2 separate regions of the Homo sapiens genome follow, and region 2 is linked to region 1. Evidence: read pairs that join two places in POLR2A ChIA-PET (ENCODE). Cell type or tissue: IMR-90. All regions are shown on one strand.

Region 1 (2,500 bases):
TCCCATCAGAGGTGGCTGGAACACAGTTGTGAGGGTGTTATCTTTGGAGCCTCCTCCCTTTTCCCTCCATGGGCATCACACCAGGCTCCCCCCTAGGTTTACTCCAGCAGAGCCTGGTCTCAGCCTATTGTTTATGACATCTCTTTGGAGACTTTTGGGAAGGGTGACACCCAAATTATCTTATTAAAGACTTTATTTTTATTTTTATTTTTTGAGGCCGAGTCTCATTCTGTTGCCCAGGCTGGAATGCAGTGATGCGATCTCGGCTCACTGCAGCCTCTGCCTCCCAGGTTCAAGCAATTCTCGTGCCTCAACCTCCTGAGTAGCTGGGATTAAAGGCGCCCACCTCCATGCCCAGCTAATTTTTTTATGTTTTTAGTAGAGATAAGGTTTCACCATGTTGGCCAGGCTGGTCTCGAACTCCTGGCCTCAAGTGATTCACCCACCTCGACCTCTCAAAATGCTGGAATTACAGGTGTAAGCCACCGTGTCTAGCCCCAAATTATCTTTTGATAGATATACCCCAACACCCCGAAAGGGAAAGAAATTTGTCCAAGGCCATGTGCTAATAAGTGGCAGAGTCAAGACTGGAATTCTCCTCTCCTCTATCCCAATCCAGGGGGCTTTTTCCCAGGCCTGGGTGAAAATTCAACTTCACCCTGTGCAGGAGGCAACAGGAGTCTTTGCATTATCTAGGCAAAGACTACAGCTTTGGAGGCAGCTGGGCCTGTCACTTACTAACTCTTTGACCTTGGGGTAATAATTTAATTTTTCAAATCCCAGTTTCCTCAGGCATAAAAGTGGGCATAATACCATCTATCTCAAAGAGTTATTGTGAGAATTAAATTAGATGGCATATAGAATTTTACATTGGGAGGAGGTATGGCATTTTGTTGAGAAGACGGGCTTGGGTTTGAACCTTGGCTTTGTAATTTCTTGGTGGTATAACCTAGGGGGAATTATTTGACTTCTGAGAGAAAGACCTCAGTTTCCTTATACGTAAAATGAGGATAATAATAACTGTACTTCATTTATAGGAATAAAGGAGATAATGTGTAGCCAGTGCTCAGCAGGGTGCCTGGCACATGGGGAAACTTCTGCTCTTATGGATGATCACACTATGTCAGGCGCATGGCAGACTTCCAGAGAATGTTAGTTTCCGGTTTCCTTTGCGAGCAAATACTATAAACAGGATAATGGGAAACACATTTTAACAACGAGAGACAGACAGAGAGAGAGAAACGTTTTCTGGGACTTTAGGGCAACTTAGGCAACCACTGTTCCTAATTACCAGCTCTGTCGTGTTATTTGTGTTTGTGCTTCTCTCCTGCACTAACCTACGAGCACCCTCAGGGTGGAGTCATGGCTATTTATCTTTGCTTTCCCAGCAGGCAAACAGTATCAGGTACATAGTGGGCGATCAAAAATGTGTGCTGAATCATTGTCATAATTGGCTTTTTAGGAAAAATAATGGAAGCAGTACATGAAAAAGGAAATGCAAAGTAGCATGAATATGTATTTGGTGGAATGTAAATATAAGATAGTAACATCCTAGAGAGCTTTCTGTTTGTCAGGGACTGTGAGTGTGTAATGATGTGTTCAGTTCTGGCCACAAATCCTACAAGGTGTGTACTATTATTATCCCCATTTTATGGATAAAGAAATTGGGGCACAGAGAGGTTAAGAAACTTGTTGGAGGTTATATAACTAGTGAGCAGTAGAACTGCATTGGAATCCAGGTGGCTTGGCTGCAGAGACTGGTCTTCTAACCAGTATTCTGTACTCCCCTCCTTACGATTAAGCACTAAATTAGCCTCGGGCAGTTGTGAAGGTTAAATGAATGTAAACCACAATGCCCATCACATAGTGAATGCCCAGTAACCATTAGCTCTTTACCAAAAAAGTCCCACCTACCCACATAGCTCAGGCCACCAGAGATCTGGCAAGCTTGTAAGGCCAGAGGGATTAATTCTGCACAAGTGTTTGCAATAGTAACAGGGATTCCTTTAAAAAGCAGTTTTGCTGACTAATTAATTAACTGAACTCCCCTTGCACCTTCTACTTCCGTCTCTGCGCCTGTAATCCACACCATCTGGCAGTACAATTCTTTGTGTGGATATCTGTCTCTCCAACAGGACAGAAGAGATCTGATCATGTCTTATTAATTTTTCCATTTCCTGCCGTGCCTAGGACAGTGCTTGGCACAAAATAAGCATTCCATAAATAGTTGTGGAATTTTTGAGCTAAATTAAATATTCACAGTGGAAAAACAGGAATGAAATAGTCCATGAAAAGGCAGAAAGTAATCTGTAGCATCACAGTGCCAATGATTTATAAGATTTGATGCCTCCTTTTCATTAGGCAAATAATATATGTCCATGGTAGAAAAATGAGAAAATATAGATAAGCAAAGAAGAAAATGTTGAAATTGCCAATGATTCCGTTGTTAACACCTTAGTTTCTTTCTTTCTACTTCTCTTTAATGATAGGCAAACTCTTA
Region 2 (2,500 bases), 1.1 Mb after region 1:
TTCAACCCTGAGTGAAACGTTTATCCTGTCTTTATGAGGCTCACAGTCTGACAGCAAATAATTACAATTTAAAGGAGACTGTGATGTAATCCTTGAGAGAAGGAAACGTAATGTGATTAATTCCTGCTCAATGGAGTGGTGTGACAAGAGATGATATTCAACCTTGATACTGAAGGACAGGTAAGACTGAATCCTTTACTGTTTTTTCTTTTTTTTTTTTTTTTTTTTTGAGATGGACTCTCACGTCTCACTCTGTCGCCCAGGCTAGAGTGCACTGGCGTGATCTCAGCTCACCGCAACCTCCGCCTCCTGGATTCAAGTGATTCTCCTGCCTCAGCCTCCCAAGGTGGGACTACAGGGACGCGCCACCACGCCTGGTGGCTGATTTTTGTATTTTTGGTAGAGACAGGGTTTTACCATGTTGGCCAGGCTGGTCTCGAACTCCTGACCTCGGGTGATCTGCACACCTTGGCCTCCCAAAGTGCTGGGATTAGAGGCGTGAGCCACCACACCCAGCCTTTTTACAGTTTCTAAGCACTTGCATGAACATCAGTGAATTTCATTCTAATAAGCATGCTATCAAGTGAAATGAGAAAGATGGTACTGGAAATAAGGTTCAAGGTGATTTTTCCATGAATATGATTTGTATCTGTGTCACCACCCAAATCTCATGTTGAATTATAATCCCCAGTGTTGGAGGTGGGGCCTGGTGGGAGGTGATTGGATCACGGGGATGGATTTCTTATTAATGGTTTATCACCATCCCCTTGGTGCTGTCCTCACAATAGCGACTGACCTCTCGAAAGCTGGTTTTTTAAAAGAGTGTGGCACCTCCCCCTCCCTCTCTTGCTCCTGCTTTCACCAGGTGATGTACCTGCTCCCCCTTCCCCTTCTGCCATGATCGTAAACTTCCTGAGGCCTCCCCAGAAGCTAAGCAATGTCAGCACCACACCACCTGTAAAGCCTAGAGAACAGTGAGCCAATGAAAGCTCTTTTCCTTATAAATGACCCACTCTTAGGTATTTCTTTATAGTAATACAAGAACAGCCTAATACACCCATGATCATGTAAGTAGGCAAGGAAGAAAGGGGCTGAAAACACAATAGCTAGGAAAAGAGAGTAGATGTTAGTTGTCGTCTAACTAGAAAAGGAGTTGGTCTTAGAAATTAAAGTGAGGAAGGGGTGATTCTCAAGTCCCAAGATCCTGATACAAGGGCATCTCCCACGCTCTTCTCACTGGAAGTTATTGCCTCATCCCTCTCTCCCACTCTGGCTTCTTTCTGCAGCCCCTGGTTCCCTCAGTTCTGGAGACTCGAAGTCTATAATCAATGGTTGGCAGGATTGGTTCCTTCTGAGGGACATGGGAGAAGAATCTGCTCCAGGCCTCTCTCCTTGGCTTGTGGATGACCACCTTCATGTCATCTTCCTTCTACATGTGTCACTGGGTGCAGATTTCTCTTTTTTATAAGGACACTAGTCATATTGGACTAGGACCCACTCCTGATGACCTCACTTTAACTTGATTACCTCTGTAAGGACCCTATTTCCAAGTCCCATTTTGGGGTGCTGGGGGTTATGACTTCAACATATGAATTTGAGGGGACACTATTCAACCCACAATACTAAGCAAAAATTTCATCTACTCTCACAACACCCAATGATCCCCGGCTCCACCTGTTTCACGGAAAGGTAGAACTAAGCCCACGCATGACAAGCTGCCTGTCCACTGGTGCTATAGCGAATCCTCAGCAGGAGCCAGAAGCTGACCCAGCACACGGACTCCCAGCCCAGAGTGGTCACCACAGGCTCCTGTAAAGCCAGAAAGCAGAGGCTTCGGAACAGGAGTCTGAGCCCATCCAATACCATGTGGTTTGCTCAGGGAATCTTTTATTTACTTTAAAATATAGACATATAGAGAGCTGCATGTTCTCCAACATATGTGAAACAACCTCGGTTCAGATGATCTGCAAAACCCCAAATTGTCCCCATTAGGTTCCCAGGAACTTCTTTGCTGACCACTACTGGACCTCAAACCCCATGGCCTGGATGGCCTCCAGTGAGTCATTCCGGTCACTCCAGAGTCTGAAAATCCATCACATGACCCCCATTCCTGCCCCTCCTTGGCCACATCAGCAGAGCTTTCTAAGTCCATGCTCAGTTCAAATTCAAAAATAATGCTCTTTCCTTTTTTCAAAATCCTGCATGATCTTCTGGATAATCCTATCCTAGGTCTCCCATGGGTGACCTGACAATACAGGGGAAGGAATTTAGATTGGAGGCTAGGGAGAACTCCAAATGCACCCAGCATAGCTTAGCAAGCTTAGTACCTCTGTCTTGGCCACTCAAGCAGCTCTGATCAACCCCTGGGTTGAAATTCAGGAGACTTCCTGCGGCCGTGCTGGTAGGAGATTATTGGTTATGGAAATTCTGAAGCTACACCTGGTTCTCTCTGTGGCTCAACTGAATATCTAAGTAATGAACTCAACTTCCTGTGGATACC

What was found. Peaks named below come from ENCODE experiments on the same cell type or tissue, not always from the same donor. Only the 100,000 strongest peaks of a DNase experiment are listed, where the experiment ranks them.
Region 2: POLR2A ChIA-PET joins it to region 1 with 10 read pairs; 1 of 35 experiments calls an interaction of 5 or more read pairs at or near these places.

The regions. Positions count from the first base shown.
Region 1 is chr2:216,595,229-216,597,728 of GRCh38, forward strand. It overlaps LINC01280 (long intergenic non-protein coding RNA 1280), which reads right to left. Exons shown (of 4, transcript NR_110392.1): 3 at 1-15. Among named protein-coding and RNA genes, the nearest start is that of LINC01280, 10 kb to the right of the region's middle. In IMR-90, no CTCF peak of the experiment used is centred here; a DNase peak (open chromatin) is centred at 1,153; H3K4me3 peaks cover 194 bases; H3K27ac peaks cover 158 bases.
Region 2 is chr2:217,729,939-217,732,438 of GRCh38, forward strand. The region is part of intron 2 of DIRC3 (disrupted in renal carcinoma 3); the gene reads right to left. Among named protein-coding and RNA genes, the nearest start is that of DIRC3, 59 kb to the right of the region's middle. In IMR-90, no CTCF peak of the experiment used is centred here; no DNase peak of the experiment used is centred here.